2 separate regions of the Homo sapiens genome follow, and region 1 is linked to region 2. The links are chromatin loops, found by intact Hi-C in ENCODE. Cell type or tissue: adrenal gland. All regions are shown on one strand.

Region 1 (5,000 bases), 350 kb before region 2:
TTAACTCAAGGCTTGGCGTGGTAGGGGAGGTTGGGAATGGTGAGAAATAGTGCCTCCTTGAATGAAAGGTTGGAGGAAATAAGTTTACAGACTTGGCAGTGCTAGTTAAGGGCACACCCCATAAAGAAGTCTCAATATGGTTAACTAGTTTCCAGAGCAGTGCTACAACTGAGCCTTGTGCATCCCTGAAGTGATGAGCACAAGTATGATAATCATCGGAAGAGAACATATATTGTATAATTTGGAATCAGCCAGTTATTTGTCAGACTACCTTTGCTGTCTGTAGGATCAGACACACATGTGCCTCTGCATTTGGGTAAATGTAAAACCACATTTCCTATTATAAAGAGGAAAGACTGCTGGAAACAGCTGCTCTGGAAACCAAGTTGCTCAGAGGAAGTGAGCTAAACTTGTGTTTAGCTAAATGGTGTGTAGCTAAACCTACCCAGTGAAAAAAATATGTAGAAATGGACTCAATAACTTTCTCAAGAGATGAAAATATAGAGTAATAAATAGGCAAGAAAATAGGGATAGAAATGGAAAAAGTGGAGAGAGAATAACAATGGGAAAGGGAAAGAGGAAACACGCTTATGTGTTGTAGTGACTGACCAACGCAGTTTATGAAACAACATAGCTAGCTCAGGAGTTAGCCCAGGCTTTCAATTAAAAAGAGATGCATAAGCCCATATACCTCTTTTTCTTTCCCTCAAAATGACCTTGAGTTTTAGTTTGGTAGGGTTTTGGTACAGCTGTTATTTGATAATATCACATTGTGCTTTTCAATTAACTTAGATTGTTTAAAAAACAGATAACTGAAAACCATCTGTTTGTGGTTCTGTGTAATTTGTTCTCAGGACAGGGACTAGGAATGAACCATTTTAAATTCTGCTAATGAAACCTCTCATTAATTTAAGGAGTTCTACAAACTAAGTCTGTGGTACCAGGTAGAAGGGGTGCCAAGTGTTGGGCTTTCTGGGATAAGGGAAAATTAATTTCTTCCTTTGCCATTTGTGGTTGGGTAGCATCTTTTTTTTTTCTTCCTGGCAGCGAGTCTCATAATTTAATATGCATTAACATAATCAGGAATGATTGCTTAAAATACATGTTCTTGAAGTTTATCCCAAGAGATTTTTGATTCAGTATCTCTGGGAAGGGCTCCAGGAATTGCCACAGTTAAACAAGCTCCCCAGGTCATTCTGATGTAGATGGTCTGAAGGCCACACTGACTAATGCTGCCTTTTAGAATTGGGAGGTAAGTTTGGATTTTGTAGATCAAATATTACTACCAAGAATAAAAGAAATACACAAAACCTCCAAACAACTCAAATGATGTAACAACAAAGCAAATGGCTCAAAGCAAACAAAACCCAACAAAAGGTTTTAAATAGGTCCTTAGAGATACAATGTAATTTGTCTCAGCTGCGGAGACTTAAAGAGGCCAACTCTTAGTTGACATGGAAGAATAGGGACAACATTGCCAAGAAACATGGTTAATTTCAGTTATGGATACCAAACCCTGGGCTCTGGAAAGCATTAACAATTTTACCCACTATGCTAATCTTCCATATATGGGGCATGCTGGATAAATCTATTTTGCTAACGTCTCTTTTACAATAATGTACTTAATTTTGTTGGGTATATATTCTAATTTGTGTTTTCTAATTCAAGTTCTAACTTTTAAAGAGGCCCCCACCCCCACTGTTTTCCCTCGAGCTTATTAAAGGGCATAATATCACTTTCCTCTTGTTAAGAGTAAAGATTGGAAGAATTTAGTTATCAGAAAATGGTGGTAGGTTGATGCTTTTGGTGGTGGACGCAGCAGTCTGATGAATAAGCATCTTTCTTGAAGACCAGGGTTCTGCCACTAAAGATGTATGTGATTTCTAGAAAAATAATTTTACCTCATTGCATCTCAGTTTTCTCCTTTGTAAAATAGGGATAGTGGTAAGTGAATGATTTCTGTGATCCTCTCTAATGCTAAATAGAATGAGAATGTGCGAAGCCTTTGTTATCTCAGTAAACTTTACCACAATTCATCTGTAACGACAAAATGTTATTATTAGAAACATATTAAAAAGCTTGCAAGTGGCATGAATTCAGGCACTGTAAATGAGTGTAGTGCAGTACTGTGAAGGTGAGGGGAAAATATGCATGTTTCAATCATAGGGCTACAAGTTTGCACAGATCTGAAAAATTACTGTTGGGTTTCTTCAACTAGGGGATCCAGAATATCACTGTTATTCATACCTCTTGCCATTAGGTGGGGCAGTTGAAGAGTAGGAAGACCGTTTTCAAGTGAAATGTTGTTTTGCTTGAGTATGTTGTTTCATACTCAACAACATCTGAAAGTAAGTGGTAAAATAGACTTCCTTTTATATAGTCTAAACTCTCAGTGGCCAGATTATTAGTTTCTTTATTAATTCTGGATGGTGAGGAAGAAGGGGGACATGGGTGATAAAGTTAATGTAATGTAATATTGCAGATTGTATTATTAATGTAAATTCCCATTTGGAACTCAAAAGCCAAAATGGATCTGAAGTCAACTTATGCAGTCTACTTTTTCAGAAGAACAATTAAATAGTATGAGGTAGAGACAACAAAATACCAGGTTTATGGAACACTAGAAAGTGGAAAGGAGCCATGAGAGTTATTGCGGCCCTTCTCTCAGTGTCTATTGATTTCCTTTAGCATCTGGGGTACTTAACTATTTCCTTCTCCTTCTACTTTCTTTTAGAAAATTCTATGTCAATTAATTTATCTGACATCTTAATCGATAATTCATTAAGAAAATCTTTTGTGCCCAGCACATCATGATGAATTTTGATGGCTAATGTTACCTGGTCTCTGTTTTGAAGTGTTTTTATTGACTTATAAATTTAAGATGTTTTCCTAGAATTAAAAAAATGACATGGAAAAACTTCAAATCAGTCTTTTATAAGGTAGTGACTTTAAATTTTCATTTGTCAATTTCCACATTTAGGACAAAAAGTAAGAGATGTGGAGAGGAAGACAGGAATACTAGGGAAAAGGTGAGAGAAGAAGTATTTCTGGTTACTTCTGTTGTATATTCTTAAAAGTAAGAGTCCATAGAACCATGATAGTCAAAGTACTGAGGAAACAGCAGATTTGGAAATTTACATTTCATATCAAAGGGATTTTCTGTGAGACAAACCAATGAGATTTGATAGATTAGAAAGGAAGGACTAATAAAGAAAGCAACTGAATAAATACTTGAATAATAAATGATATGTGTTTTTCACACTCTGGTCCAGTTATTTTTTTTTCTCTTTTAAAAAAAATTTTGTTAGTGTTTTTGTGTGAGATAGTTAAAAGTTCCTGCAATCCACAGAGCTCTATATTTGATTAATTCTGGATTCCCAGCAAGTTTGCATGGCTTTTCAGAGGACTACAAAATAGGGAAAAGACTAAATTCAATATAGAATTGACCCATGAAAATCACGGGAGTTAGTGGTACCAACCCCTGTGCAGCTGAAAATCTGTGTGTAATGTTTGACTTCTCCCAAAAGTTAACTACTAATAGCCTACTGTTCACCAAAGTCAATTAACACATAATTTTTATGTTTTTGTATTATATACCGTATTCTTACAATAAAGTAAGCTAGAGAAAAGAAAATGTTATTAAGAAAATCATAAGAAAGTGAAAATAGATATTTACCATTCATTAAGTGGAAATGGATCATCATAAAGGCCTTCATCCTCTTCATCTTCATGTTGAGTAGGCTGAGGAGGAGAAAGAAGAGGTCAGGTTGATCTTGCTGTCTCAGGGGTGGCAGAGGCAGAAGAAAATCTGCATGTAAGTTGGCCTGTGCAGTTCAAGCCCATGTTGTTTAAGGATCAACTGTAAATCTTTTAACTTTTCAAATGACGCTCATTCACACAAAGAAATTTGGAAGTAGACAGGATTTATATGCAGCTATAATTTTAAATGGCAGCCAACATCATGAACAAATTCTCCTGACATCTCATTCCTTGATTTCTAAGAAGTCAATGCAAGAGGAAGGTGAGAATCAAATTTGGGCAGCTTTGCTCAGCTGAATATTATATGGTGATGATTATGTTAATAATTAAAATATTGAAATATTTATTTAGTACAGTCATTCACCATGTAACATTTTGGTCAGTGATGGATGGCCTACCATGGTAGTTTCATAAGATTATAATAGAGCTGAAAAATTCCTATTGTCAGCTCTACTGATATCACAGCCATCATAAAGTTGTAGCATAACATATTACTCATATGTTTATGGTGATGCAGGTGCAAACAAACTCACTGCATGGCCGGTGATATAAAAGGATAGTACATACAGTTATGTACAGTACATAATACTTGATGACAAGAATTACTGATAATAAGTGTTACTGTTAAGTACTTAATATAATAGATTACGTCCCTGATTTATGTATTTACTATACTATACTTTTTAATCATTGTTTTAGTGTGTACTCCTACTTACAAAAAAAAAAGTTAACCATAAAACAACTTCAGGAATGAGTTTCTTGAGGAGGTGTTCCAGAAGAAGGCATTGCTATCATAGAAGATGACAGCTCCATGTGTGTTATTGCCCCTAAAGACCTTCCAGTGGGACAAGATGTGGAGGTAGAAGACAGTGATGTTGATGATCCTTATCCTGTGTAGGCCTAGGCTAATGTATGGGTTTCTGTCTTAGTTTTTAACAAAAAAGTTTAAAAAGTTAATTTTAAAAAGCTAGAAAAAACTTACAGAATAAGGATATAAAGAAAGAAAATATTCTTCTACAGTTGTAAAATATGTTGGTGTTTTAAGCTGAGCATTATTACAAAAAGTCAAAAAGCTTAAAGAAATTAAAACGTTTATAAAATAAACATGTTACAATAAACTAAGGTTATTATTGAAGAAAGAAAATGTAAAAAATAAATTTAGCACAGCTTGGCCTGGCGCGGTGGCTCACGCCTGTAATCCCAGCACTTTGGGAGGCCGAGGCGGGCGGATCACGAGGTCA
Region 2 (5,000 bases):
GCCTCCCAAAGTGCTGGGATTTCAGATTACAGGTGCCATGACGCCTGGCCCCACTTGATACATTTGAGGGTCTCATAAGGTCTTGAAATTGAGCCTGTGAATTTATAAACAGGGCTACAACCATCCTGCAGATGCAACTTTTTGGCATGCCAGAATCAGTGGCACCTGAAGAGCATCTCCTTGAAAGCGGTAGTAGATAAAAGGAGATGCCTTTCAGGTTTCAGACGTGGACCTCAGATTCACCTCCAAGACTAGAGTTATCACAGTGCACAGGATCATCCAAGAACAGACATGCAGAGGGAGGAAAGGCCATTGTAAGGCTCAGGAGAACATAGTAGAGCCTAAAAATGAGAACAAAATGGTACTATCAGAAAAGATGGCAGTGGTTGGGACATAAGAGAGGGTAGGTTCACAGGTTTGTGGGACCAGGACTCAGTCACTTTCCTCGCGCTAGGCTCAACCCTCACGATGGGGAAAGTAATGTACTTCTGGGCTTAAAATTCTTCACAGTCAACTGGTAGAGATATGAGGGAATTTATTGCTAAGTAGTAGGGAAAGTGTTTTCACAAATAACATACAGGAAATTCCCATATCATACAAAGGAGGTTGTATTATCACCACGTTTTTACATATGAGAAAATAGAGTCTTAGAAAAGTTATGTACCTTGCCTAGGAGCATGTGCCTAGATAGTGGCAGCTCCAAGATTCAAACCTAAAACTCCAGAGTCTGAAACTCACACAGTTTCTTCTCTGTTCTGAGGCTTCATGCAGCTGGACAGGAGGTTAGCCTGAGACAAGAGGAGGATCATTCTCGAAGGCAGAGAGGCTGGGGACATGACTGCTTTCTGGAAACCTGAGCTCATGGAGAGAGGCTGAGAGTCAGGAAAGTAGGACATGAAATCATTTAATGAGAGTGAAGACCAGCCAGGTCAGGGAGTTTGAAAAGAGAGTTTTGAAATATCCATTGTAGCTAATATGGGAGAGCATTCTTTGAGAGTGATTAAAATGGCGACTGAGGACACAGCTAAAGTGAGAAAGAATAAATCTGTGGCAGACTTGCATATTTTTGGTATGTGCATCTCTTTCCGAAATCAATTGAACAGAGGTGGGAAAAGTAGCTTGGTGGATAATGAGGTAGAGTGGAAAGTTGAAAAGACAGAGCTTAGGAGTCTTTCTGATTGGTCTAAAATTCCCCAGGGAAAATCATGTTTCTTTTTATGAATATAGTCCAGGTCTTAGGTCTGTCCCACGGCACAAAGTTTTCAGGACATTCTGGACAAATTCACACATTTCCCTGGATGTCAGTCAATTCCCTTTGCCTCTGTGCTATCACTTTCCTTCTCTCTGCTTTCTCCTTGAGTTACCTGTCCCAGCTCTTCACTCCACATTCTGCAGCCTCCGTTTAGCTCCTTTATACCTTTGTCCAGATTCTTCCTAACTTATTATACTGCCTCCTCATGTCAACTTCCATCCCATCTGCATTTGGGAAAAGAAGCCCACATGATAAGTGAGTCCATCTGCTAAATGTATGCATCTTAGAGCATTTGTTCAAGATCAATAAAGATACAAATTATTTTGATTTTTCAGCTGTTGCCCAAATCCACAAGAGTACACAAATGAAAATGCACTGATTTTTAAAAAGTACAAATAGCCATTAAAGTTTGTATTGTTTTATTCTTTAAATAAGCCGGAAAAATGGGAATACGTAGGAACGAGGGAGCTAGCAAAATAGGCGGGGCTTCTGCGTTTCAGGTGGTCTGAGACTGCAGTGACCCTGAGGCTGGTGGACCTGGAAGGAGCCAGGGAGAGATGGTGGATCCCAGGGGTGGGAGCAAATGCATGGTCCAAGGTTCTGAATGGCAGAGCTAGACCAAAGGACTAACCTGCTAACCTTGACCAAGGAGATGGCCCAGAGGTTTTCTATTTCTACTGCTCCATCTTTTCATTATAAGTTCCCAGTAGAAACGAGTCATCATTTAAAATATCGGTGCAGCACTTAACACATAAGGAAAAATCAATAACATTCATTTACTTACAGTACCCAGAGAAGAAATAAATTCAAATACGTAAAAATGGGCATGAACCATCCTGTTCCATATCCCACTTTAGGACTGTCAGCAACTGTATACATTGCTGAACGTCATTGCTCTTGTACATAATGAATAATTTTCTGTAACCCTGTGAAGGCCGACTGATTTTTACGGAAAGACAGCTTTGTGTTAGGCGGCCCGCCTTCCCCACGGAATCGGGTTTTCCCACGCCACGTTTTGATGTTTCTGAGAAGTGTGCGCCATCTGCTGGCCGCTGAGAGGATTGACGAGCAGCCATAAGGAGCACCGTGTTTCTTGAGCATGACTTAACCAGGCAATGGAATTACAATTATCTTTGGGTTTCTAAAACATAATAGACATTTCAGGATTCACGTGACTTATGAGAAGTCGCTTAATTGCCTTTCAAGCAGTATACATTTTTTATTCAATATGTGTATTATTCTTTGTAATAATAAACGATGCAATAAAGCAATCGAGGGGTTCCCACATGCTCTCTAGGCAGAGATGGACCCCGGGCCCTAGATGAAAGGTTAATAGTTTGGAGTGAGCACTAACTCTGGTCCTCTGACTCTGAATCTAAGTCAGGAGTAGAATAGAGCTGTACAAAGAAGACTGCTTGATGGAATTGAATTTTGTCCCTTCTTCAATGGGGGAAAATAAAGTACAGTTTTCATCAATAGATTAATGACTAAACTTGGACCTTGATGCCAAATCCAACTTGAGCTCCGCCTGCACAGTCTGGAGATGTACATAAGAGACACATGCTCAGCCTCTTAGCACATCGTTATAATCCAGGCAGGCAATACTATATCCTAAAATTACTCCTCTTTGCTGAAATTGAGAAAATAGGAATTACCCAGGGTAAATTTGGTACATAAATGTACCAAATGGTATGATTTATTCTAGTACTGTCTTCTTTTTCTTGATTTTCTTCTTTATTGGGAAATTTGTATTTTGTAGTTCCTTCGACACTTTAAAAATTAAACTAGAGGGTAAGATTTAAGTTTTCTCACAACTAACAAATGATTTTGATTTTATTGCCCAAAGCCCTTTATATCTCACTTTCGATGGGTCTAGTCCCTTTGGCTTAATTTAGATGTGATTTTTCCTTAATAATTTTGAAAATGGTGGTGCTCTATACCAACTAGCTAGAATAGGAATCACATTGACAGTATTTAATGGATAGAAGCATCTCAAAGATCTTTGCTTAATGAGGGCAAATCATTAGCAATGTCCAACTCCCTATGTTAGAGGCGCCAACTAAGGCACGGTACTTAAATTTAAAGCACAACTCTTCGACTTCCATAAAGTACATATATTACATTATATTTTTAAATTACGGGGTAGTGACTCGATATGTCACTGGAATGTTTTGAATAGTGCCCCCGGCCCCCCTGCCAAAAAAAAGAATGCAAGAACACTGTCCTAACCAAGAAGGCCTGGGAGTTTTAACTAATTCAGCCTTTCAGCCTCCACTTAAAATTCTGGAAGACAGTAGTGTTGGTGCTAGCTGTCCTTGGCTGCAAGTTGTCTTTACAGAAGAACTTGGGGTACATTTTGGTGTGAGGCCACTCTTGCAAGCAGCATTTGCAGGCATTAAGAGAATGCACACAGTTCAATAAGCTGGGGTTATATTCATAATCAGTCTTTGTTTAATGCTGTAAAAATACTAAAGGAATGGCCAAAATCTCTCGGTATCTGGGGAAAAGGGTTCTTTGAAACTTTTGATGTGTGAGCAGAATAATGGAAACTTATCTGTTCCCCATGCTTTTAACACACACACAAACACACACACACACACACAAACGTCATAGATCAAGATGTAACAGGTTGGAATGGGGCCTAGGCTTGGGAATTTTGTGACTCCCCAGGTGATCTCAATGTACTGCTGGTTTATTAGCAGGCTTTGCCCAAACAAATACTCTTTCTCACCTACCAGGAGAAATCAAAGAGCTCTGGGTTAAACACTTGTATGTTAAAACCAAAATGGTGGGCATTGCAGAGTAGAGGAATTAGGAGAAGAAAATAGATATTGGGTCAAAAATTGGCCTCAGGAACCAGGAAGTAAGAATGGCCAATCTTAAAAGAGAAAGTTCTGTTGAAGAGGGAGCATTATCTGAAGTTGGAATGACTATGGAGGACAATGACAGCTGTCCCACAGGATGTCACTGGGCTGAGGAAAATCAGACTGGAAGCCACAAGCCCATGGGGGCTCAGGAAGCCTGTTTCCTGAGCAGAACAGAGCTGGGTTTGGCACATGCCTAGTGTTCCAGTGAAATCTGTCATTTTTCTGCTTCCACTTTTTACAAATGAGTTATTCAACGCTACTTTGTTGACACATGGACTCAGCATTTAAAAAATGACAGTGGAGATAAGGGTCTAAGGTAGTGATAGGCAAATGAATGATGGGCATCCATCATCTGAAGAGCTTCTTAAAATTCAGATTTCCCAACCCCACCACAGACGTCTGTCTCCGTAGGTCTTGGGTAGGGCTCAGAGCAGGCTGCTTCTGAAATTTTGAGGTTGTGAGGTAAGAATACAGGTGGGAGCCTGCATACCACTTGTCTAAATATTTAAAAGTTGTAAATCAGCCTAATGAACTGTGAAGGAAGCTCTGGCCTACTTCCTTGACAACTTAAGCCTATACAGAGACCTGGAAGATCAAGTTCAAATGCAGAACCTGAATGTTTCGGTTCTATCTGCTCCCTCAGTGTTAAAGGTCTGTCCTTTTTCCTTGACAAATATGCTTTCATAATTGTCTGGAAGGCCGGATTCCAATTCAGCAATTCCAATCCCTCAGTGTTGAGGGAAAGGGCCACCCGCTCTGCTCTTCTCTTCCCATCTGGCTCTGTCTGGAACCACGAAGCACCTCTGTGTGTGTGTGGGGACAAGCCAGCCCAGGTGCCTGCGTTTTGGCCCAGTACCTCCTACCCTCATACTACATATGTA

The links. Hi-C counts contacts between places; a loop is a spot of excess contacts. Peaks named below come from ENCODE experiments on the same cell type or tissue, not always from the same donor. Only the 100,000 strongest peaks of a DNase experiment are listed, where the experiment ranks them.
Region 1: it touches region 2 in a loop (4-fold over the local background); 26 of 110 quality-filtered maps call a loop at or near these places.

Annotation. Positions count from the first base shown.
Region 1 is chr5:60,158,798-60,163,797 of GRCh38, reverse strand. It overlaps a transcript of PDE4D not described here. Among named protein-coding and RNA genes, the nearest start is that of PDE4D, 270 kb to the right of the region's middle. In adrenal gland, a CTCF peak has its summit at 2,269; no DNase peak of the experiment used is centred here.
Region 2 is chr5:59,807,438-59,812,437 of GRCh38, reverse strand. All of the region lies in intron 1 of PDE4D (phosphodiesterase 4D), which reads left to right. Among named protein-coding and RNA genes, the nearest start is that of PDE4D, 84 kb to the left of the region's middle. In adrenal gland, CTCF peaks have their summits at 2,092 and 2,292 (motif pointing left); a DNase peak (open chromatin) is centred at 2,267.